Linked DNA regions of Mus musculus: regions 2, 3, 4, 5 and 6 are each linked to region 1. A link is a loop called in an ENCODE intact Hi-C map of the cell type or tissue named here. Cell type or tissue: heart. All regions are shown on one strand.

Region 1 (4,000 bases):
TGAAATGAAGTGGCAGCTGGGGTCTCTCATACAAACAGTTCCCTAGCCTTCCTGTTCCAGTCCACCCTCCAGAATCGATAACCGCGTTGCATCCTTACACGACTTCTCATTTCTCCAACCTTCCTGACAGGATCCACGAGGCATTTCCTGGTCTAGACCCTGCCATCTGTGGCCCTAGCTCTGCCACTTCCCAGCCTCGCGGCTTCTTAACATTTCTAAACTGCAGCTTCTCTCTCTGGTTAATTTATATCTTCACTTCATGGTGACCCTCATGACTAAGCAGTGTGTTTCTTAAGTAGTTAGCACCTCGCTGAGACACGAGCTTCTATTATTTTACTCCCCCCGCCCCCCGCCGCACCCTGCACCCCCATCTCCTTTCTATTTCACAATCCTGACTCTGCCCTGGCTTCTCATTTCCCCACCTTTGCACATCCACTAGAACACAAACTCCGCAATGCTGGGAGCTCTGTTCTGTTTGATACTTTAGCCCCAGCACCTAAGACCATCCGTGGCACATAACAGTGTTAAATGATGTCTAACTGAATGACGCTGTACTTCTGCCAGTGCCACCCTTCCCCCGACTCCCGCCCCTCCTCTGCTCATGCAGCCATGATGTGGCAGGCCATCCCGCCCACCTTCCATCCTGAGCAATCCCACGCGCTCCCTCGGCAGCTGTGCACACTCCTCTGCTAATCAACAGATCACCCTAGATCCAATGTACACAATGCACACAGATATTAATGGGGATGGGGGTGGGGGATCAGCCGAGCTTTGTTAGCTGAGGTTGTCTTGGGACATTGGTGGGTCTTCTTTCACCTTCTTCTTCCCATATATTAGTTGATTCTATCTTCAGCCCCAAATTTTGGAGTGTGTGAACTCCCAAAATCTTTCTCTCTAATACTCTGCCCCCTTTGATTTCCCCAAGGGAGACAGGCAGGCTCTTTTAGATACTTGAAACTTGCATTATAAAAACTTAATAAAACTTATTTCCCAGAACAGGACTTGGCGTGTGAGGTAGCTACAAGTCCCATAATGTCAGGCATCTCAGCACCGCCTCCAGCTCCTAGCATGCTGGTCCCAGCATATCACTCTACCTAAGCAAGCGCATGCCTGCTGTGGCTCCCAGGTAGACAGGAGTCTGGTGATGCTTGGATGTTGGTATCAGTTCGGTGGACAGTTCCATGCATTCGGCCAGGTACGCACCGATTTCATCTGTTTTCTGAGCATATTTTGAGATTCCAGGACCTGAGGGAAGATACAGTCGGTGAAAACCTTTAAAAGAAAAAGTGTGGAGCGTCTACCTTGACCATATTTTTTAAAAGTGTTTGCTAGGAAAATGGGAGGAAACGCTTCTTGGCATGGCGTACATTGGGTTATATTTCTTAGCGGGGAGAGCGGCTGCAGTCAGAAGCACCTAGTGGATGGGCGTGGCACCCTTTTGGGTGTGTCTGTGAGGCTGTTTGCAGAGAGGTTTACCTGGGGAGTTAGGATGTGGACTGCAAAGCTCCTGTTGCCATGGTTTCCCCACCATGATGGACATGTCTCCCTTAGAAGCAAGGGCCAATATAAGCCCTATTTCCCTTAAGTTTCTCTCTCAAGTATTTCATTAAAGTCTTGGAAAAAAAGTAGCTAACACATGTATATGTAGTATTGTATTTTTTAAATCTTGTAATTTTAAAATTTTGCTGGTAAAACCTGGTGTTCATTGATTTGGCCACAAGGTGGTGCCATTTCACATCCTCTGGCACTAATGCAGCTCTTACAGTGGGTTCTCTGTTGGCCTCTTTTGAATGATCCTTTCCACAGAGCTGTAATTAACAACATTAGTTCCTAGAGGGCCTAGGTAAAGATGGCATTTAGTGGAAAGTACCCAACACGCTGGCTTTTCCTGAAAAGACAGAGTGTGTCATTAACTAGTTATGTCATAGAGTATGCCCTAACATTTATGGGGTTTCTTCCTTTGTTAGAATAAACAGAAACAGAGTCTGCAGACCCTGAGTCTTTTCTGCTCTGGTACCCCTGCCTCCCTACTAAGACTGTTATTTCAATTTTAGAGCAAACTAACGGTTGTTATGGAGAGGACTGGAGCCAAGACTCCTACCCTGAGGTGAATTCGACTGCTTCCTACCAAGAGTTTGCTTTCAAGGTGATTATTCAAACGGGCTTTTTAAACGCCTGTTTGTGTAACATAATGAGAAGCCCCAAGCTCTGTTAGTGGCTTGCTTCTGATTCAGGAAATCTGACCTCAGCGTTCTGCTAACTCTGTATGTGTGGGTTCAAACACATGCATTCATGAGATGATCCTCAGAAGAAAGAACCTTCATGAGCACCGCCTCGGTCGTAGCAAGGCCTCAGTACTGGCACACCAGGGTCCAGGGAGAGTGGCTTTCTCTTTCTAACCCTGCCCAGTTCCTTGGCAAATTACAAAGGTCAGTGGAAGCTATTCGCCATCAGATTAAAAGTCACGTCTCTCCTGAGATCTAGACGACCTGTTTGAAAAAAAAAGCCAGTGTGTTCTTGGCTCAAAAGGCCAGCAGAGACAAAGCTCACAGGGGCGCGTGGCGGAGAGCAAGTCAGGGTAGCTGAGCTATCAGCCATCCTCCAGGTGTGATGTTAAAAGTGACTTTGGCTGGGACGGGGTATGGGGGAGATTATCAGCAGTGCTTCTGTGGGAGCCTGTAGTGTGGCTAGGGGCCTGGACCACCATCTGGACTCTCGAAACTTACAGGGTCCTCCAGGCTTCAGCTTCCTTCCCTGGAAAATGAGATTTAAATGACACCCCCCCGCCCCCCCCCCGCCCCCCTCCCCACCCTAAAAGTCTGTGATCTACTCTTCTCTGCCTCTGAAGAGAACAAAAGCTTTTGAGGTTTTCCTCCAGGTTGCAGTCTGAGCCGAAAATAGAAAATAAGAAGAGAGGTCGAGCATCCCACCAGAAGCACCAGGGAACTTGGTAGAAATGTAAAGCCCCAGGCTCCCACCCAGACCTGTTGACTTGGGATCTCTGGCTGTAGGCGGCCCTATGTCTGTGTGCTAAGAGCTCCCACCAACCCCCACCCCAGGTAGTGCTAGGCCATTTCAAGTCTGAGAACCACGGCTGAGATGTGGATATGTCAGCCAGATCCATCAGTCCCCAACTTAAGTAACTTTAAACACGTGGCATGAGCTGTCTTATCTCGCAGCCCTTGTTTTTAGGACAGAGCTGCTGCTGCTCACCTACCAGATCATGAGAGTGAAAAATGTGTGCTGAGTTCATGATACATTGCTGTAAGCATGATACAAGTATACACAGACATGCCCTATTGACGAGGGCTACTATTGCTCAGTTCATGTGTGTGTGTGTGTGTGTGTGTGTGTGTGTGTTTTGCTGAGAACCTAACCTAGAACATCATGAATATTAAGCCTGTACAATACCATTGAGTGACACCTTCAGCTATTTTTAAATTTGCCTATTTTTCAAGAATTGATCTCAACATTATTGTTACTACTGGCAGTAGTAATAAGGACTGACCACAGGGCCTCATGCATGTGAGGCATATGCTACAACCGCTGAGCTACATCTGTGTCTTGTTTAAAGCGGAGTCTTACTAGGTGGTCCAGGCTGGCCTGAACATTGATGATCCACCTGCTTTCCAGCCTGTGCTACTAGGCCTGGCTCAGTGTCATTTTACAGTGATAATAAAATACCAACGGCAGATCCTCACGCCTCTCACATTCCTGTGGCCCGCTCTTCCCGTTCCGTGCCCCGCCCCCGTCTTACCTTTCACTTGGCATTCCTCTAACTGCTGCACCACCCCTGTGTCATTCTCCTTCTCGGCCGGCCACTTGTAGATGTACAGGTTGGTGTGAGATGACCCCGCATCCAACACAATCCCATACTGAGGGCAAATCAAATGTAAAACACTTATTAGCACGACACCACACTTCTCCATATTTAGCTTGCAAAGGAAGTAGACAGAGGTGGGAATTTTCAAACCATAAAGAGAAAATTCTCTCTCTAAGC
Region 2 (4,000 bases), 380 kb after region 1:
ACAGTTAATGTTTATTTCCCCCCCGCAAGAGGAAATAAGGACTTTGTTTTCTCTAATGCTGAAATGATTAAGAATACCGCTCTGCCCGTATTTAGCTTTGTGGTGCCGGGTCGCAGTGTGGTGCCGGGTCCTCTATATCCAGTCCATCTGCCTCTGCTGTTGGACCGAAATCAGATACCTCACTGCTGCCTGCCTCAGTTTCCCTGTTTTTTCTGGTGTCAGTAAAACTGGACAGTCCCTGCTGTCGAAGCAGGCGCTGTGTAACCCAGAGCCGCTGCATCTCTACTGGCCTGTTCCTATGTAATCTTTTACATAATGTTATCCTTCTCTTTCTTCCATTTCCCTGTCACCAACCCTTATAGAGTCGGGATATAAGCCCAGAAGAGATAGATTTAAAGAATGAACCTTGGTATAAATTCTTTTCGGAATTGGAGTTTGGGAGACCGGTAAGTGCAATAGCCTCGGTGGTTATCCACCTTGTGAAATGATGCTGTGGGTGCCTTGCTGCTGCTACAGAATCAGTTCTGTGTGAGGGATTCTGCAGTGGGAGCAGCTGTGATAACGGTCAGACTGTATTACCTCACTACAACGCGAAGGTTTTCCTCAATGCACCAAGAGGGGACAGTGAGCTCTGAGGTACACCTTCCTAGAACATCCAGAGAGTGACCAGGGCAGCATTTGTCCTAGGACCTCTCTCTGCCACCTCCAACAAGTATCACATACCCTGGTGGGTGGCTTTTTTTTTCCTGCCAAGCGGTGACAACCAGTCCATTAAGGTTTATGAAGACAGGCAGGGAAATGTGTCACTGGGAAGGGCAGGATTATGGTGCCTCATATCACGTTTTATAAAGCATGCATGCAAGGCAAGGGCATGCAAAAAACAAAATGAGACAAGACAAAAAACCAGCTGCTTCCCTGTGCAGATATAACTCCTGTTTAGCCCAGCTAAAGGCAGCTTTCAGGGAATGATTTTTCTGAGTTGGGCCAGTATCATTTGGAAGGGAGGGCAGAACTCTAGAAACTTTAGTGTTCGGCAGCTTCCCTGAGGTATTTCTGATTTATTTTTTAATTTTTTTTTTATTTTTGGAGGGGGGTGGTTCTTTAGTCCTATGCCCAGACAAGTTTCAAACAGGACAGTCTGTCGGAGGTGATGCACTTGAAACCTGTAGTTACTTTAAATTCTCATAGTGATAGACTTGAAAACTGTAGTTACCTTGAATCCCCAATTATAGCTGCAAAAAGGAATTTATAGGTGGAAGAGTCATACCTAGAAAAATAAACACTGGACGTGAGTATGAGACTCTGACCATTGGTTTGGGTCTCGGATGGTGGTTTTATCTGCCGATAGGAAGTGATTTTTACAGTTCAATAAATGTTAAATCCCATGCTGTGTATTTTTTTCATTAAGATGAAGACAGGCAATTCAGGCTGGCACTGGGGAATTGCTGATTTGGCGTAAAGGTACTGAGCTTGAAAGTTAGGAGTGCCCAGCTGCCAACGTTCTGACTGGAGGAATGGGTATCCCTCCTTTCTGGGCACTTCTGGCAGTCACGGCTCCTCTTCTCCTCAATCTGTTGTTGGTGAGCGCCACCTAGGGGCAGTGGAGGAAAGTGTCTAGTGCAACTACTCTTCTCTCCCCTCCCCAGAGCACAGTGCACAGCTCATTTCTTCTCCTTTCTCTCTCCCCCTGTTTTTAGATACCAAATTTAATACACAGTCTTTCCACATGCAGTAAACTGGACAGTAATCCTTTTTCTTACGAACTGATCAATTATTGAACAGGTATTGATATGTGCGCTCCCCTCCGAAGCACTAATTGATGTCTGCGACAGTGATGTTGTACTGACCTCATGGAAAACGGGAGATACTCACTGTCAGTTCCATGCCAGTGATTTTTGAAATCCCTTCCAGGATTTTCAGACTGCTAACCATGCCCTCATCTATCAAGTAACTAAGCCAGTTTAATCTGAAAGTTTTTTGTAAAAGTTAGGGAACCTTTTTTACTAATTTATTACCAGTGATGCATTTTTATAAATCTATCACTGCAAACACGTCTCATTGATATTAGACAATACTTCAGAGTCCCAGCCTTTAGTAAACAGGTCCTGAGAATAACTTGGTTAATTAAGAGTTTTGCCAAAAGCTGTAACTTACCTATGTAAACACGGAGGGCACAGACCATTTGTCTAATAATTCTTTCTCTTGGGGAATTCCTTTTTGTGTAGCCTTAACTTTTGAAGATTTGTCAAAAGAACATGGACCACATCTCCAGGAATCTCAGTAAAAGAACATTTATATATGGTCTGAGACATCCCCAGGGTTTCTTATCTAGTTGAACCAACAGAATTCAGGAAGGAGAGTGAGGGTTTTGTTTTTTTGTTTTTTTTTTTTTCCCTTTCTTCTCTCCTATTCTGATTACAGTGGACCAAAGAGTACACGGCTGTGGTAAAGCCATGAGCTGTGGCAGTTGGTTTGGAAGCTGTGTTAGCCATTCCAGAGTCTACCAGTCACACATGACCCAGGTTGTCATCGATACTTTGTTTCTGTTGTTCTCACACTAACTTAGGGCTCTTACTCCTAGAACCACTAGAACTTTGATACTAAAAGTTGCCGAGTTTCCTTTTCTCCCTGAACCTCCTTTTACAAAGCCATTCAAAAAGAACAGAAAATTGCAACAAGATCCTGATTGGTGACCTCGGTATGTCCCATGAAATAACAAATGATTTAAGACTTCAGGGACCATTTGGGGGTGGGGTGGGAGTAGGGTGATTATTCGAAGCAAATTTAATTTGTAGACACTTGCTTATGGAATTCTGTGACAAAGTAAGAAAGGTGTGGGGGTAACACGTGTTAAAAAGTCTACTTCCCTGACAGCCACTGAGTGTATTAAGAGGTAAAAATGAACGGTCGCTGCTCTGTCATTGACTTTGCAGAGCACATACCTCACATATGTGGAAGACCTGCTGTTGACAGGGGAAACACAGTCAGAGCCAGTTCTTTTCTTTTGGAGAGGTAGTACAGAGACCAAGAGGACCCACCTTTTACTCTCCCCTTCCCTTCAGTTTCTACAGAAATTGATTTGATGTCTAGCCACAAACTCAAGGCAATGTTTCTCAATAGTAATCCCTCGAATGTGTCTGTAGAATTAACGGACATGAAACTTGCATGCAATCTGTGGGGCTTTTAATGATCTCCTGTGTCTGATCTCCCCGGAGGTCATAGCATGGTAGATCTCAAGTGTACACAGGCAGAGTCAGAGAATCCACTCTGTGTGAGAGAAGTTCAGAGTTAGAAGTTTCTGGAAGTTTGCTTAGCTCTCACTGCACACAAACCCTTGGGAAGCCTACAGCATTCTCCTGGCAGATTTTCAGCGCTCTGATTGTCCATGAAGGGGTTAAAGAACAAACATCGTGACCTCTGACCTGCCAGGGGGAGGGGGCGGAGCCTGCCTCTAGCGTTACTTCTGCCGCCTAACTCTACTTACATTATGAAAGGCCAGTTGAGCTGCAAGCATGAAATGGTCACAGCACTGTCTGAATTCCTACTCTAGATGCCAATGAATCCTACTGTGGATGCCGCTGCCACACACCAGAGGGTCACCCTTTTAGGTCAGCCTCTACTGGACAGACTTACAGATTTACACATTTATTAACATGCAATGATTTTTTTCTATAGTAGGAAAGACTATTTAAAAAATGTGAAAATCTCCAGGGTCAGTCTTTGTTTGAAGAGAACAAGAAAGAATTAGAGTTTTTAATTTGTTTAAATTCGTTATTGATGCTTCCCTCCCCTCCCCCCCCCCCCTTTTAGTTTAAAATTTTTAGTATTGAGACTCAAGGGTTGATTTGCTCTTGAAACTTATACTTCCTAGTCAGGGATTTCAGGTCCCCCTGGGGCAGACAGCTTTGTGTCCTCAGCCAGGATCCTTTGCTTTGAGTTCACCTCTCTGTGTTGGTCCGGTTCCTAGCGTGCCCCTCTTTGTTTGAGCCCCCCATGTTTG
Region 3 (4,000 bases), 62 kb after region 1:
GACAGAGCACAGCATCGCCTCTGAGATAGTGTCAACCTCAAGGACTTATCCTTGTGGCTTAGGAGCTGATTCATCATAAGGACATCAGAGAACATTACAGACCTTATGTGGTGAAAACTGCTAGTCCAACTCGGGGCCACGGACTTGTCTTGTGGCTTTTACTGAATCAATAACCTAGCTCAGTATTCTTCCCCAGTGACTTCCGAAGCTGGTTCGTGAGTACCCAGCCACCTTCTGCCCTCTGTCATGACAGAGGCCTCTTTCCCACCACTCTGCCTGCCTGGACAAAGTGGCTATTCTTTTTAAGACTTAAAAAAAAAAAAAAAAAGGTGCACTTGAGCACTTGATATCATACATCCAAAGTTGAATCCAAAAATTAGCATTGTGGGCTAAAAAGTGTCATAGAGTGAAGGAAAATGAGCGTGATGAACACCACTTTAAAACTGGTTGAGGTGGCCAAGGCAGGTCCTGAGCTAGGCCAAAGGATGGGAGAAGGCTTAACAGGGAGAGCAATATTCAAGAAAAATCTAGGAGTAAGAGCAGTAGTCTGTATTTATTGAGCACACAGTCTACATTAGTTACAGGTATTATTCTCTCCATTTCACAGGTGAGAAAGCTGAGGCTCACAGAAAAAAAAAACAGAAAGAAAGAAAGAGAGAGAGAGAGAGAGAGAGAGATGGAGCTGAACTCAAACAGAGGTGGGCTGACTCCAGGATAAAGAAGAAAAAAAGGTGAGCTAGGCCTCCAAGATGGAGGAAAGTGCCTTGCTGCTGACTGAGCAGGAGGAAAGACCAGGTCCCTGGGGAACTGAAAGTAGCTTGGTGAGTACTAGCTGGGGGGTGGGGACACATGTTCAGAAGAGAAACCAGAAGTAGAAGAACTCTAGTTAGATGTAAGACTTTTTGACACCTAGACAGACGTTTGATTCATAGGCTCTAACCCCTCCAAGCCTCAGACCCTCTCTTTCGTAAAAGACCATACAGAATAACAATGTCTGCCTCTCTCCCAGAAGGAATGACCATTAACACCAACTGAGATTGGTGGTGTAGACTTCACGAAAAAATACAAGTTCCTGCATAGACTAGATTTCATCTCCTCCCCACGAGCTTCAGAGACCCACAAGTCTAGCATCCAGTGGTCCAAGCTTCCGTCTTCCTAAGTAGCCTTGCCTGCGTCTACAGTTGCCACTTCCTAATTACAGGATCCCAAGGTGAGTTCTGCTCTTAGTTCCAGCACTGAATCCTCCAGGAAGTGGAGGTGATAGGGACAACACTTACCTTATATGGCTGATGAGAGGGAAGCTGAGCGGCACGTATGGGGAAAGGAGCACAGGTCCCAGCACACAGTAAATAAAACCTTAGGAAGCCCACACAGCTTTGGTCTGCTCTACGTGGGAAGAAATCTGTTTGCTAGTTCTCTAGTCCCTCTGCATCCTACGTGATAGAAATCTGTGAGCCTGTGAGAAGCTGGCGGTGCGATGAAGTAGGTTCGCGACCCTACATTCCCCCTTTGTTCCTGGCTCCCAAGGACTGGCAAGCAGCTAGCTCTCGGTCCTGGCAGAAAATGCCCAAAAGAGGTAAAAGGCAGAGACTGCACACCATTTGTGCAAACCAGTCTGCCCTTGCAGTTTCGTAGGCAAAAATCTAACATGGTCAGTTCGATCTGACCTGCTCTTTTAAGAGAACTCTTCCTTTCTTCCCTCCACCCCTTTCTCCCTCTCAGGGACAAGCACACTCCCCCACACAGCTTACAGCATTTTTACAACACGCACTCTGGGGTCCTGTTGTGACAGCCTCTTGCCACATTAACTTGCCTGTCCAACTCCCAGCAGAGAAGGAGCGAGAGTCTTTGCTAATGTCCCAGCAGGAAATTCGAACAAAACAAATCTACACGCAGAACCCAACATCTGCAAGCCAGGGACCCAAACCGACACTAGATGACTCCAGACCGTAGATGAAGCAGCTGCCTCTTTAGGTACAGAGGACTGGAAAAACAGTCACTTGCCGCTTAAAAAAACCACATCTGCATACCAATTAATTATGAATATTCATCGACTTCAGCCTACTCCAGGGCACTACAACCCTGAGCTCTGTCTGTTTCCCAAAGCTTTTTCTGCCTCGCTCAGGAGACAGGGAGAGTTCATTCAGGCTCTTTGCCTTTGGTTCTTTCAAGTACTCTCTTTGGGTCTGGGCTTTTTTTTTCCCCCTGAAGGGTTTGGATCAAATCAGTTCTGGTCTTACCCTTTATATCTTCCATAAGGGGCAGCTTTTTGTTTCCTTCCTCTTCCCTCGTCTGTCTTGGGTGTTTTTTGTTTTTGCTGTCTCTGCTTGCTGTGGTGGCTTTCTGCGAGAGAGGTACTCACGGTTCAGAGATATAACAGACCCTAGGGCTTGTGGGAGGGGCTAAATTAGCCAGCCCGGTTTCGGAAGGAACCTCAAGCCCGATGTCTTTTTCATTGACTAGAAATACAGATTGGGAGAGGAGCCGGCCAGCTCATTTCCCCTAGTTACTCGAAAGCTCACCGGGTTGTAATTTCTTTTTTCTAGGCTTGACGTAGTATGTGTTCAAAACTCACTCTCTCCTTCCCCTTCCTTCCTCTTTTCCTCCGTTATAGATCTCTCACCCCCTCTGTTACAGAAAATCTACTTTTATCCCTTGAAAAAGACATTTCTACTACTACCAAAAAAAAAAAAAAAAAAAAAAAAGAAGAAAAGAAAAGAAAAGAGAAAGAAAAAAGAGGAAAAAGCTCCAAGCCTTGCAACTATAATGTTGGTAGCCTTGAGACTCAACACCTGTGAGAGGAAGAGCTGCTCTTCCTACCACATAGAGCTGACCCCTTCCCAGTCCCTGATGAGCAATCACTCCTCAGTCTCATTGGAGAAGAATGCAGGCACTGGGGGAAGCTGCAGGCAAAGCCACACAGTTGTCCGGAAAGCCTTATGGGACCACTGAGCAAATTGCTCACTGGGTACCTCTTGCCAGCTGTGAAATGACAAACGTCATCCACTTTTCTCCAGCTTTGACTTCCTACCTCCAAAGCCCTAGGTACAGGGGTAGCCACGCCCAGGCTTCCGTAAGGTGACCCAAATGCAGGTGAAGTGTGAACTTGTTTTGAAATGAAGAGGTCTGAAGTGTGGGCTGGCCCTCAGGGAGGACGGTGTAAGTCCTCAGATCCCAAAGCCACTTGGACAGCTTCTCCTTAAAAAGCTGCTTGTAATCTTAGTTGTGAGGTTTGAAAGAGACCTGCGGAGTCCCATCAACCCAAGATGACAGCAAGAAAAACGAAGCCACCTGCCCCTATTTGCATGCTACAAGGCATGGAGACGACCCCTCCTGTTTACCACCTCACTTCCAACGACAGATTCTTCCACAGTGCTCACACACAGTACTCAGTAAACCCCAAGTGAGTTCATGAATGAACAGCCAGCCACATTGCCCGACTATAGATCCAGCCTTCTGATTCCTAGTTCATGGAGGTTTTGTCGTTATTTGTTTGTTTGTTTTTCTGTATTTCCTTTATAGCAGAGAATTCGTGTCTGGAGCTAATTTTACCGTTAGACATAGTTCTTCCCCAAATCATTTATTTAGTGACCACTTAAGGTTGCTTTGAAGGAAATGTGTTCTCTGCTACACTTTCGTGTATTTGTAAAGGGGCGGGGCTCAGTTTTCAGTTTAGATGTCTGCTCCCTTGCACAATGCAGTGCCTGCCACACAGAACGTGCTCAGTGAATTCTGGATACTTTGATAAATCAGAACTATATAGCAAGACTTTCTGTATCTTACTTAATGGTGCATAACTATAGGAGTTTGCATTTAGAAGAATAATTAATCACACTAAATGAAAACTCTAATAAATGCCTTCTCTAGAACCAGTTTAAACTGCATTTCTAATCATGAATATTGGTTTGATATTGTCCTATGATAATAACATTGTTTTAAGTGACATAATGAGATATTTGCAAATATCAGCAATCTTTGTGGCTTTGTGACTGCATGTGTG
Region 4 (4,000 bases), 350 kb after region 1:
TACCCTTCCCTTAGAGGAGATGGGGCTACAATCTTATTTCCATACCGAAGAGAGGTTTCTCTTTTCTGCTTCTAACTGGAAAAGTAGATACATTAAAACATTTTCTCTCACTTTAAATGCGTTCACTCAGTCTTTCTCGGTGGCTTCAGCGGTTTCAGGCTGTTTTCGTCATTGTTGTTTTTGCACTGTGTGGCCCCCGGTGTTCTTCCTCAGGATAGAAGGGCCCTCCATCTGAGCACCCATTCTCCTTCTGCCCTGACACCCTCCCTGGCAGCGGCTCTCCTTGCCAGTGTCTGTCATGCAGAACAAAGAAAAATGCAGAAAAAAAAAAGCAATAGCTTCTCTGTGAACTTCATGACTCATTATTTAAAAAGCAAGTTAGTTCCCAGAAAGAAAGGCAGTTTCTTTAAAGACGGGATTTATTCCCAAGGCAGCTTGGGTTTTGGGAAATGCCAAGCGTAATGTCAGCTGCTTTTGCAAAGGCCCTCTGACAACACCTACAGGGACGTTTTCAGGCACCAAAATGCCTGAGTTCCCTCTTTGTTTCTTCCTTGAATGAGTGAAATTCTCTTATTCATCAAAGAGAACTTTTGGTTCCTGTTTTTCTCTTGACCAAAAGTTCTGCCTTTGGTTTACAATTAGGATTGGTCCAGAGTGAAGCACATCCTGCAGAAAAGTATGTGTGCAGTGATGCTGCGGGGTTTGGCTTGTCTGGGTTTTGCTTTTTAATTAACTAGTGGTTTCTGTAAAGAGAACAACCCTGGGTTCATCCCAGGTAGGCCACGATAGGTAGGGAAGAGTGAGAGTGTGTGCCTATCAGTGGGATTTGCGTCAAGTGTTTCCTGGCCCTGCTTTGGAATGTACCCAGCCTGGCATCTCTGCTTCTTCTCACAAAAGAACAATTTCTTAACTATGGCAAAGTTTCCTAAGCGGTGAGAACTTTACTCTATATCTGAAAATCTGGTTTAATCATCCTTAAAAAAAATAAAAGTTTCCTCTTTTTTTTTTTTTTATTTTTTTTTATTATGTCTAGACTGTCACAGGGCCTAGTTTGGCAGAGATGTCTCCCCTGGCCAACCTCCTCACACTAGGGGACAACAGGCTCTGAGTGATTGTGAACAGCACTGTCCCCTTTCCACTCGTGCCAGTGTGTCCCAGGCATTGCTCACCCTCATTGAAGTAGAGGTTCGACTCAGGAAAAGCCTCAGGGCTGAAAGATACACACGGTCCCCTGCTGGGGCCCTTCAGCCTGTACTGTGTGTTGAGATCTCGAGAGTCTGGTTAGCTTACAGTTCAGATTCCAAAGCTATGGAGATGGGGTAGGAGGACAAGGTTCCAGAGCGGAGGTTTGCCATTGTGGTTGGCTGTGGACCACCTTGAACAGCAAGACCTCCATGGTTCCCAAACGTCTGTGGACAGGAACGGTCGGAGTGTCATCCCAGTGCTGGTGACTGAAAAATAGCTACGGCCGTCTGTATGGCGTTCTGCGAGAACAGCCATTTTGCCTTGGAAGCAGAAGCAAACATCTTACGTTTCTCTGTTGCTTACATTTGTTTCTGCTGGCAAGGGAGGGCCCTGCCTGGCACCTTGCAGTATAGAGTGTGGCACCCGTAAATCCTTTAGATACCAGGGTACTCTGATACCACAGATGAAGAAACTGAGGCCAAGAGGTTATTCTGTTGGTTCCTGTCATCTGGCAAGTTGCCAGCAGAGTCGAGCCTTGAACTTCACGGTGCCTCTCGTTCAGCCAGTGTGAGTCCCATGCCTGAAGCGGAGGAGGGCAGCTGCGGTGTCCACTGGCCTTGAGGTCCCAAGCTGCTCTGTTTGCTTCTACTGCATACCGATTCTAGCAGCAGGATAGGAATGTGGCCACTGGGGACAGTGACAGTGTGCATGGGCCGGCACAATCTATTTTTATCTCTCTGGTCGGTTGCTGTTTAGCAGCTGTAGAAGGTAAAGGTTACTTTTCTGCTTATCACATAGGGCACACAGGATGCTGTCAATAAGACCTTGGCCTCCCCTCCACATGATCGCCCAGGAGAGTGAGCAGCTGCGTTCAGTATCGCAGCGACTAGGTCACGAGGGTTGGAAAGAACTGTAGACTGTGAGCTGGAGGTTTTGCTTCTAGAACCAGATGGTTTTCAGTGTTATCTTGAGTAATCTAAGCCCCTTATCCCAGTGAGGTCACTTTGCTAATGCCGATTATTTTTAGAATTTCTCTATTACCCTGGAACAGGCAGATGTTTGGTGACTAAGCTACAGTGCTGAGGATCTCCACTGAGGAAAATAGCTGTCCCTAACAGCCGAGGCTGGTGCTAAGATTTCAAGTGCTAGATGAAAAGGCTCTTACAACAGGGCTGGCATTGGCAAGCTCTGGAGATGGCAGTTGCCATGTCCCCAATTCTTCTCATAGCTCTACCAGAAGGTACCGAGTCTGGCATGGTAAGAGGACCATGTGAGGTTGGAAGAGTCATGAGGGAAGAGATCACCTTGGGACAAGATGGAAACTCCTAGATCACTTTGGTAGGCCCAGGTCCTGGTGCGGATCTGTAGTTTGGGGACCTGGGGGACCTCTTGCCTGGATCATTAGAGCTACATCATGACTCCTGCCTCAGCTGGGGCGTGCATTTTAACATCTAAGCCCGGAAGACAGCAGGGCCCAGAGTATGCGGTCCTGATTAATTATTCTGGGGCTTCTCTGTCTCGCCAGGTGCTGTATAAACACTACTTACGTTGTGTTCTTTTCTTTCATCACAGAGCAGCAAAAGCGACTCAGTAGTCTTTCAGGTAGGTGAGCAATCTATTTATTTACCTGCTGACTTCTGATCCTGTTCCGGCCGTGTCCAGTCAACACTGTCTTCTGAATTTCCCTGTGTGTTGATTGACAGACCACAGGGGTAATGGAAATAGGAATAGTTTCTATACCCTGGAGCAGATATACCCATGAACCACAATAGTAAATGTGCCTTGAAGAACTGTGGCCTGTACCCAGATGGTCAGGCCAGACAATCTGTGCACTGACCAGAGGGGCTTTGTGGAGGCAGACTTATGGAAGGCCTCTGAAGAGCACCTGGTTGCTCTGTCTCAGATGAATCAGGTGTTGGGAGATGTGGGAAGTTCTTCCCTTTTGGGTGACTGCCAGTAGATGGATGACCCTGGGTGGCAGGTCTAAGTGAGAGCCCCTAGACCCACACAGTGCTTGAAGCTGCCGGCTGAACTTGAGCTGGCGTCAGTACCTCCTGGAAAGCGTGTTGAGACTCAAGAGGGTCAGATTCGGTGGACAAGGATGACATTTTTGGATCCCAATGGTCTGTGTAGCTCATGGGAGATTCTGCGAATGAGTGGCTGTTCCCTGAGTGCTGTGCCAAGCGCGTAGTAGATGTGAGGCACCATTGTCTCTAGGTGCTTGCGTTGAGTCTGGTCTATTACTGAGTTCTACTCTTGTGCCCAGTGCAGAGTCAGCCTCTGGGGCTGCAGAAGGGAGCCATGGTGCCCGTCAGTAACTAATGGTGTGGCACGATGGCTTGCCGCTGTTCTTTGGTCGTGGGCACCTTGGGAGGATCTAATGAAGGCAGTTGATTCACTCTCCTGACAAAGCCAGTGTGCACGCAGGGCACATGGAGCAAGGGCTCAATGAGCTCTGGCATTAAGAACCCCTGATCCCCTGAGTAACAGAAGCCACCAGTCTCTGAGCAGCTGCTACATGGCTTCTGCATGACTTTAGCATACCGCTGCTCTTGTGATTTGGGCAGAGCCTGAGTTGGGAGGACATGGGGTTCTCATAGCCTCTCAACTTTATCAGGACTTGGCTGGAGGACCAGGACAGGCTGTGGTTAAGCCCAAGGTGCCCTTCACAGCCCTTCTCTGAGTCATTAGGTTCCAGCCCACTTTCCACTGGCCAGCCCAGGTGGCTGTGGTCTCACACACACACACACACACACACACTGGTGGGGGTAGGAAAAGGAGACATTTATGTTAGGAACCCCAGAGTTTGTTTTTT
Region 5 (4,000 bases), 130 kb after region 1:
ATTGGTTCCTAATGTTCCAGGTTCTTGTTCTTGTCTCTTGGGAGAACCGAATTTCCCTATTGCCCTTGAAGACTCAATCACACACACACACCATACACACACACCACACCACACACACACATGCCAGCCCCACCCCACCCCAGTAAATCGCTTTGTTGGGTTGCATATCTGCTCTTTACATTTTACAACTTGAAGCTATTTTAAAGTCGGTGTGGTGGCCGATGCTCCTAATCCCAGCCTGAGTTCAAGACCAGCATGAGCTTCAGAATCAATCAGACCTTTTCTCACCTCTCACCTCCTGAAAGAAAAGAAAGACATTAAGCCTGGCACCTGAAGATACATTTCTGTGTGGCAGTGGCGGCAGCATATATCTGAATCGAAGCATTTTGGAAGCATCGTCAACTTGGTCTGCACACAAGTTCCAGGGCCAGCCAAGTCTGATGACCCTAGTTCAATTCCAAGAATCCACATGGTACAGGCAAAGAATCAGCTTTCATAAATTCGGGCTTACACGAGTGCTATGGCACGCCCCACTCCTCCCCAGTCACTCAGCCAATCAGTCAAGAACAGCAGGTTCCAAGGAAGCTAGGGCTACAGAGTGAAAGACCATATTCTAAATGTCCTACTTCCTGCATGACTTCCTGGTGGTGTTGAACCTTATTCCCATTTTCTAGAAGAAGTTAAAATCCACCCCCCACCCCCAGTCAACAAAAAGAACATTTGTTGAGTATGTGAGAAAGACACTCTAGCTAAATTCTTGCTTTTCATAGAAAGACAAGCAGGTTATGTGCCTAGAATCAGATTTTCCCTTCTCCTCACTCATCTAACGCACTCCTTTCTCTCCACTGGCAAAGTAGAATATTAGTGGCAGAGCAAATAAGTAAACTATCACTGAAAGAATAAAAAAACAGTAGAAAGTTAAGGAGTTTCGTGCTCGATTCTTTGAGACACTGTTAGATAGTGTGTCGTTGCAGAGCCCAGGCTGACCTGGAACTCACTATGTATGAAGCCCAGGCTGGCTAGGGTCTAATCCCCTGACCTCTGCCTATGAAATGCTGGAGTTGAAGGAATGACCTTCAAGGAACACCAGTTTAACACGAATGTTAACAACTCATTTTCTTTTATTTATTTATTTTTTCAGCACCGATGATCAATTCCAATTCACTTTTTGAGAAATCTGGTTTTTTTTAACTAAAGACATAATAATTATTCACTCCTCAAATACTTACAAAGTATCTCATATTCTAGGAATATGCTTTCTTGCTGTCCAGAGGTTTGCTCCCTAGGAGGGAAGACAGACAAGCAATTACAATAAGGTGATCTGTGGGTGAACTGAAGAATCAGAATCGCCTTCTAACTTAGCTCCAGTCCCTTAGTCTAGTTACACCCCTGACACACACCCACACGCACCCCCCCCCCCCCACTTTTTTTAGAAGCCCGGGTACCAGATCTAATCAGCGCCTGCTGTTTTGTTTCTCTTTAATGCCCCACCTCCCCACCCTCAACGTGCTCAAAATTTAACGCGTCCTGGCGCCAACACCCTTCCCAAAGCACAGATTTTCTCAGCTTCTTCCTAGATCTCATATGCCGACGCACATTTCATTTCAAAGAACTCCTCTTCCTGGTACTCAACCCTTAGCAAAAAGTGCTGTGAGCGCGCCTTCCTTTTTGCTCCCACGCCCCCTGTCGGCGCCTTTCGTCTGCTTTATTTCTTACAGGGCGCTTTGCAATAGGCTAACCCACTTCCCAGTTTCTACACCTCTGTGCTGATTTCCGACACAAAAACCTGATCATATCATTCCAGGGCTTTAGAAGTTTGGATTCACTGACTTGGTGACCCATAAGATTCAAAATCTTTGTATGGTGAGCTCCCAGCCAGATGTTCTCTTCTGCAAACCTATCATCCATGAGCGTGGATCTCTCCTAAGCTGAAACCTCCTTTTAGCCCTTCCCCCCACTCCCCCCCGCTCCCCGCCCCCTGCCCTTCCCCCCATACTCCTGCATCATGGACTGAGAAGTAGTGGTAAGTTCCCTTTAGTGAATTAGAAAATGAATGAATAGGCTCAGTAGCATTGTCAGGACTACAAAAGCATAAAGAACCAATTTTCAGCCACAGTTGACCTTCTCTAGACAATGGCCTCCCTGCAACGAACGGTGCTATGGGACGAGAACGTTGCCAGCCCGGAAGGAGATGATCTGTGTCCGTTATGCATTCAACTTTGGGATAATCAGTGGTTATTAATAATCAGAGATTAAACACACCGTCTTAAAATGCAGTATTCTTACCACCACCTTTGCTGAAAACACTTGGGCTGTTATTTTCGGGTAACTAGGTGCCAACTTGTTTTACCATGGTGCCAATTTTTTTCAATAGCCAGTCTTTGTTTTTGTTTTTGTTTTGAGGGAGACGGTCTTTGTTGATTCAATCTATTTCTAATGTGAGTCTGACATATAGACGATCAACTGTCAAACACGCTTTATGAAATCCATCAGCAACTAGAAGCCAGTCTTCCTTACCTTTCTGGGAAGCTGTCTGGGGAGGTTCCTTTCTGGGTGCTCGAAGCCCCGCCCCTATACTCTGCGGGCGCGGAGCCTGGGGATGGGAGGGGGCCGCCACGTGGAGCGTGGGCGCGATTCTCAGAAGCGCCTGCGCCGTTGCCGTGGCGTAGCGTGGGTCAGACCCGTCTCCCAACGTCAGCGGCGCTACGGGGCTTCAGTCTAACGCGGCTGACGCAACTCCGGAGAGCTGGACGTAGACGGAAGAAAAGGCGGAGGAGAGGGCGGTCGCCGCGAAGAGTGGTCCAGGGCTGGGGTCGGCGGCCAGCAGGTAGGTGGCTGGGCAGCACCGGGCAAGGGGTACACTCACTGAAAGGGGGAGATGCGGGGTGCAGCCGCGGGTCCGGAGGGGCGTGGACACGGGAGCCGGCGGCGGCGCGGGGCAGCCAGGTGCTCTGAGATGCTCATGCACAGCTCCCGGTGCAGGGTTTAGGAGGCCCAGGGATCTCTGGCCATCTTTTGGGTATGCTACCAGCGGAGGCTGGAGGACCCTGCAGCCTCTTCCTACCAAGTCCACAACCGGCTTCCAGGGCTCCTGTGCTGCGAGTAGTCATACACCTGGTGTGAAACCATCCACGGACGCACTCCCAGGGCCTGAGTCTGCAATTCTCTGTGGCTCGCGACCTGACATATGGAACCTGTACATAGGAGATTCTCCCTGCAGCCAGGGTTATTCCCGGAGACCCCGTGTGTGATAATTATCTCCTGGCACAGAAAGGGTGCGCTCAGATTCTTCACCCCGCACGCCATACCCCAGCCTTATTCCCCCACCCTCCGAAGCAACAACATTTATCTTTGAGTTTCTGTCTTTCTATTAAGTAGTGAACCATGAACTCAGCATGTGTTTTTCTGGGTAGTTTGTTGAGACTGAAGTTCACTTCTCTAAGTGAGATAAGAGCTCTCCGTGTGTTTGTGTCTAGTCACTTGAAAGCTGTTCTGAGTTAAAATATAAGAACTTCTCTCTCGATCACAGAGTCTCCACGTATATACCCTTTGGGCTTTTGCATCACCTGTCTGGTTTTTGCTGTCACAACAAACTGACTGGTTGAACAGTCGTTTGCAATATAAGATCTTGCCTCCCTGGGCCAGAGACAAATGGTAGACCTCATACCTCCAAGGATCTCAGACGTTCAGAGCTTTCTGTGCTTAGACAAGAGAGGGGTAAACAGTCTAGAACTATGCATGTGACCCGATCAGAATCTTTTCTGAGACAGGGTCTTATGTAGCCCAGGCTGGCCTAGAACTGGCTGTGTGCTGAGAACGACCTCGGGCTTCTGATCCTTTTTGCCTCTACTTCCCCCGAATGCTGGGATTACAGGCGTTTGCCACTAAGCACGGCTGTCCATCAGTGGCTCTTTTGACCTTTTGGTGTCAGTGAAGGAAGTAAGTGGAAAGGTTAAGAAATGTCAGTGCCTTATAAAAGACAGAAGAGGGGGGTGGACAA
Region 6 (4,000 bases), 110 kb after region 1:
ATGACTTAAACAAGGGTATATATCAAATAAAGACAGATAAAACTGCTTACCAGGAGGGGGTAGGGGAAACTAGGAAAGGGGAAAACATTTGAAATGTAAATAAAGAAAATATCTAATAAAAAAGAAAGAAAGAAAACTGCTTACCTTACACAAACTATATTCTAGTAAATACATATAATTTGAGTAATATAATTTGCTCTAGGGCAATCTCACCCCCTCTTCTGTCCCTCACAGGCACCCCCACACATGAGACACACATAATTAACCACCCAATCACATACAAATGTTTGAGAGTATTTAGAGCATAGAGATATATTTAAGCTAAAAATTAAAAGGCATTATAAAAATTAAGATCGTGGGCTGGAGAGATGGCTCAGCGGTTAAGAGCACTGACTGTTCTTCCAGGGGTCCTGAGTTCAATTTCCAGATCTGTAATGGGATCTGATGCCCTCTTCTGGTGTGTCTGAGGAGAGAGAGACAGTGTACTCACATATATAAAATAAACGAATCTTAAAAAAAAAAAAATTAAGATCCTCTTGGAAAATACGGGCAATTTCAAGTGCCCCAAATCTTATCTGCCCAAAAAATTCATTGGAAAAGAGAGCCATCAGCCCAGGAGATTCATTGGAAAGAGAGACATCCAAAATCAGTTTTAAGGAGTGGACTGGAGTGGATTAGGTAACTCCTGGTAGATGTTATTTTATTCCCCCAAATAATTAAAATAACCCAAATGTTGGAATTGTGAGCACAGGGAGATAGCTGGCTGGATTTTGATCATACACAATCCAACTGCACATTGCAATGGCTATTAGTTACCTGAGGTTATTTAACCTTGAGTCACAATTTTAAAATTAAATATTTAACAGCTCAGGCATTGCATGCCTATCATGTGTGCCATAGCCATGCCTGCCTGTGTCTCAGATTAGTGCAAATACAGAATGTTTGTGCTATTAGGCATGCAGAAGGGCCACGCCACTCCTGAGAAGAGCAAGCACATACTAGAGAGTGTTTCAGAACTTAATGATAAAACCGTAAAAGAGCAATCAGCTAGCTTGCTTCTTGGTTCCTTGGCTATTTCCATCTCTGTATCTTTACTTTCTCCTCAGAAAATGTTTCTAAATTGTAACTTTCTCTAAGTCCTCATACTCTTCTCCATCCTGTTTTCTTGTCCTGAACCTCTTCCCTTACTACCCTTTCCAGCAACAAATATACAGATCACATTTATTGATATAATGCACTAACTAACACTTTTTAAAAAATAAAATAAAATTTAACTTGATAGAGTGTTTGGCAGGAGTGCATGAAGGTGGCCTATATGACTAAAATTCCAGACCCAGGAGGTTCAGAAATTCAGCCATCTTTGACCACATCTTGAGTTTGAGGGTCAGCCTGGGCTACATGAAACTGTGACTAGGCGACAGGGAGCGGGGAATAAAGAAACTCGTGGAGTTGAAATAAGCATTGTTTTATTATGCTTTTTAAAAAATACCATAGTAATTAAAGTGGAGACATTTTTAAATTTTATTTTAGATTTTATGCAGAGGAGTGTTTTGCCTGCTTGAGTCTTTGCACCTGCGGGTGTCAGATGGCGCCCACTGAGGCCAGAAGATGGCACAGGCAATGGATCTCCTGGAACTGGAGCAGCGGATGGTTGTGAGACACCTTGTGGGTTCTGGGAAGCGAACCCCAGTTCTTTGAAAAAAACAAAAACAAAAACAAATATTCTTAGAAGCTGAGCCATCTCTCATGCCATCATTGGGACTTTGTTCATTTGTCTTTGTTTTAGGGATCAGAGTCTCACTCAGTAGCCAGTTTGGCCTAAACTTTGTGATCAGGTACTCAGTTTCCCGGCACACGTAAGGGATGTGACTTTCTATGTTTTTCTCCTTGAGTTCATGGTGTTTCCAGAGAAAGGGCCTCTTACCTTGGTAAGATCTCAGTTTGTGCCTCTTGGTCTTCCTCTCAGTGATGACTTCATCCAATTCTTCCAGGTCCGTAAAGCGCGCCAACCCTCTGCCAGCTGCCATCTAGCGGCGGGATCAGGCAAAGACGCCTTCGCCCCCGAGGCTCCCAGCGGTTGCCAGGTAACGGGAACCACGCGCCGCTAAGGAGGAGAGCAGCATGAAGGACGCTCAGGGTCGTAACAACACGGCCTTCCATTGGCTGAAGAGCACCCGGCTCCCGCCTGAGCCAATGCGCAGACGGAAGCTGATGACGAAGTACGCGACTCTTCTTCCCAGGGCTCCTGGGACGTATCTGGAGACCCAGGCTCCTGTCGCACCGCTCTGCGGCCAGGCTGCCTTATGTGCACCCTGCAGCTGCACCTGCTGCTGCTGGTGGTCCTGATGCTTTCTGAGACCGCCCGACCGCAGCCCTCCTCCACAGCCCGGGCTTTCCCCACCTCCTGGGGCCTGGAGCCAGTGACGCCCGAAGTGCCAACCTCAGCTCCTCCGGATTCGTCTGAGAGTCCGACTCCCTGGACTCTATCGATGCCCGTGAACGCGACCACCGACCCCTTTCCAGGTGATGCGGCGGGATACGGGATGGAAATACTGACTTCTCAGATCTAAAATTGTGTAGACAAAATTGCCCTGCCACGTAGCTGGCACTGGGGCTGTCCGCGCGGGAAAACTTTGGGGGAGCTTCATCTCGCTTTTCTTCTTGTACTTACAGCTTTACCGATCTGTGTCTGTGACTTGACTCCGGGTACCTGCGATTTAAACTGCTGCTGTGACAAGGACTGCGATCTTCTCCATCCCAGAACAGTCTTTTCCTTCTGTCTTCCTGGTAGTGTAAGGTGAGCTGCGGTGCTCCTCCGGTGGAGGAGTAAGAGTGAGTTTCCTACCCGCTGTCTCCCGGTCGGATGTCCCCTTGGGCTTTCCTGGGAATGCTGAGCCATCCAGTAAAACAAAACCTGAGTGTTGCACCTCTGCCCAGAGACCCCTCTTATTGGCATCAGACATTGGTGGGGTAAGGCCCCCTTCCCTAGATGTACTCCATGTCTCTCTCTTAAGTATCTTCACCTTTCCTCACAGATCTTCAAGTTGGGTATGTGTGGACAACTCTCTTATGTTCAGGAGCAACTCCCCGTTCCCTTCCAGAGTTTTCACGGACTCCAGTGGAACGACACAGTTTTGTGTCCGTGTGAACAACTGTGAGTAGAAACGAGTTTGACAGCTCTTATCATTGAATGTTTATTGAGATGTGACTTTGTCTTTGGGATTCCCAGCTCTCTTATTTCTTTTAGATTCCCTGTCGCTCACCCCTCTTACCACTACCCTCTTACTTTTAGTTAATAAGAACATTAGTAATTTCATGAGACTCTACCACCTTTAAACTACTGCTCAGCACCTTTAGCCTGGCAATCTGCATTGATTTCTTTCTTTGTGTCCTTCTTTCTCTTTCTTTGTCCGAAAACTTTTCTCTCATGATTTTATTCTGCCCTTTTGTTTTGGACGAATTCATGTCCTTTGTCCTCAAGCTGTGCCTTAAATTTTTCCTAACTTTTATCTGCTTTCCCCCTTGACTCAAGTGGCCCTCTTTTCTCCATTCATTGCGAACATCTTAGCTCTTCTAAGAATCTTCTGTCATCTGCCCAAGTGAGCCCATCCTCAGAAGTTAGTTCTAAGACACTCGTTGTCCTAAGTCATTCCTTAAGAATTTGTAGAGTTCCTTGTATGATTGTCAGTTTATGTGAATATTATGATTTCCTCCAGATAAGCTGTCAGTGCCTTAAAAGGACAAACTGTGGGGCTAGAGAGATGGCTCAGCACTTAAGAGCACTCTCTGTTCTTCCAGAGGACCCAGGTTCAATTCCCAGCACCCACATGGCAGCTCACAACTGGCTGTAACTCCAGCTCCAGGGGATCTGTCATGCTCACACAGACATATTTAAGCAAAACACCAATACACATAAAATAAAAATAAATATATCATTTTTTAGAAAAGAGCAAACTGTATATTTATTCACAGTGGATAAAATGTCTTGATAATAATCACT

What was found. Peaks named below come from ENCODE experiments on the same cell type or tissue, not always from the same donor. Only the 100,000 strongest peaks of a DNase experiment are listed, where the experiment ranks them.
Region 2: it touches region 1 in a loop (2.7-fold over the local background); 11 of 42 quality-filtered maps call a loop at or near these places.
Region 3: it touches region 1 in a loop (2.0-fold over the local background); 8 of 42 quality-filtered maps call a loop at or near these places.
Region 4: a loop joins it to region 1, with 2.4 times the contacts of the local background. A loop is called at or near these places in 8 of 42 quality-filtered maps.
Region 5: it touches region 1 in a loop (6-fold over the local background); 7 of 42 quality-filtered maps call a loop at or near these places.
Region 6: it touches region 1 in a loop (5-fold over the local background); 40 of 42 quality-filtered maps call a loop at or near these places.

The regions. Positions count from the first base shown.
Region 1 is chr19:40,720,332-40,724,331 of GRCm38, reverse strand. It overlaps Entpd1 (ectonucleoside triphosphate diphosphohydrolase 1), which reads right to left. Exons shown (of 10, transcript NM_009848.4): 3 at 3,758-3,875; 4 at 1,095-1,245. Among named protein-coding and RNA genes, the nearest start is that of Gm41846, 9.3 kb to the left of the region's middle. In heart, CTCF peaks have their summits at 1,511 and 1,714 (motif pointing right); no DNase peak of the experiment used is centred here; H3K27ac peaks cover 411 bases.
Region 2 is chr19:40,340,802-40,344,801 of GRCm38, reverse strand. It overlaps Sorbs1 (sorbin and SH3 domain containing 1), which reads left to right. Exons shown (of 29, transcript NM_178362.1): 17 at 363-446. Among named protein-coding and RNA genes, the nearest start is that of A930028N01Rik, 46 kb to the right of the region's middle. In heart, a CTCF peak has its summit at 1,597 (motif pointing left); a DNase peak (open chromatin) is centred at 1,551.
Region 3 is chr19:40,658,141-40,662,140 of GRCm38, reverse strand. It overlaps Entpd1 (ectonucleoside triphosphate diphosphohydrolase 1), which reads right to left and starts at 2,371. Exons shown (of 10, transcript NM_009848.4): 1 at 2,241-2,371. The coding sequence starts at 2,256. In heart, no CTCF peak of the experiment used is centred here; DNase peaks (open chromatin) are centred at 810, 1,320, 1,870 and 2,410; H3K4me3 peaks cover 2,451 bases; H3K27ac peaks cover 1,741 bases.
Region 4 is chr19:40,368,477-40,372,476 of GRCm38, reverse strand. Sorbs1 (sorbin and SH3 domain containing 1) reads left to right here. Exons shown (of 29, transcript NM_178362.1): 9 at 2,758-2,787. Among named protein-coding and RNA genes, the nearest start is that of A930028N01Rik, 74 kb to the right of the region's middle. In heart, a CTCF peak has its summit at 1,864; DNase peaks (open chromatin) are centred at 1,856, 2,446 and 3,756; H3K4me3 peaks cover 215 bases; H3K27ac peaks cover 3,622 bases.
Region 5 is chr19:40,587,137-40,591,136 of GRCm38, reverse strand. It overlaps Aldh18a1 (aldehyde dehydrogenase 18 family, member A1), which reads left to right and starts at 2,674. Exons shown (of 19, transcript NM_019698.2): 1 at 2,674-2,827. It overlaps Gm27042 (a long non-coding RNA gene), which reads right to left and starts at 2,605. Exons shown (of 4, transcript XR_386705.4): 1 at 2,518-2,605; 2 at 1,230-1,282; 3 at 180-298. In heart, a CTCF peak has its summit at 1,680; DNase peaks (open chromatin) are centred at 1,696 and 2,616; H3K4me3 peaks cover 2,855 bases; H3K27ac peaks cover 2,394 bases.
Region 6 is chr19:40,610,448-40,614,447 of GRCm38, reverse strand. It overlaps Tctn3 (tectonic family member 3), which reads left to right and starts at 2,217. Exons shown (of 14, transcript NM_026260.3): 1 at 2,217-2,523; 2 at 2,674-2,797; 3 at 3,036-3,154. The coding sequence starts at 2,304. It also overlaps a transcript of Entpd1 not described here. In heart, a CTCF peak has its summit at 2,031 (motif pointing left); a DNase peak (open chromatin) is centred at 2,117; H3K4me3 peaks cover 1,397 bases; H3K27ac peaks cover 1,030 bases.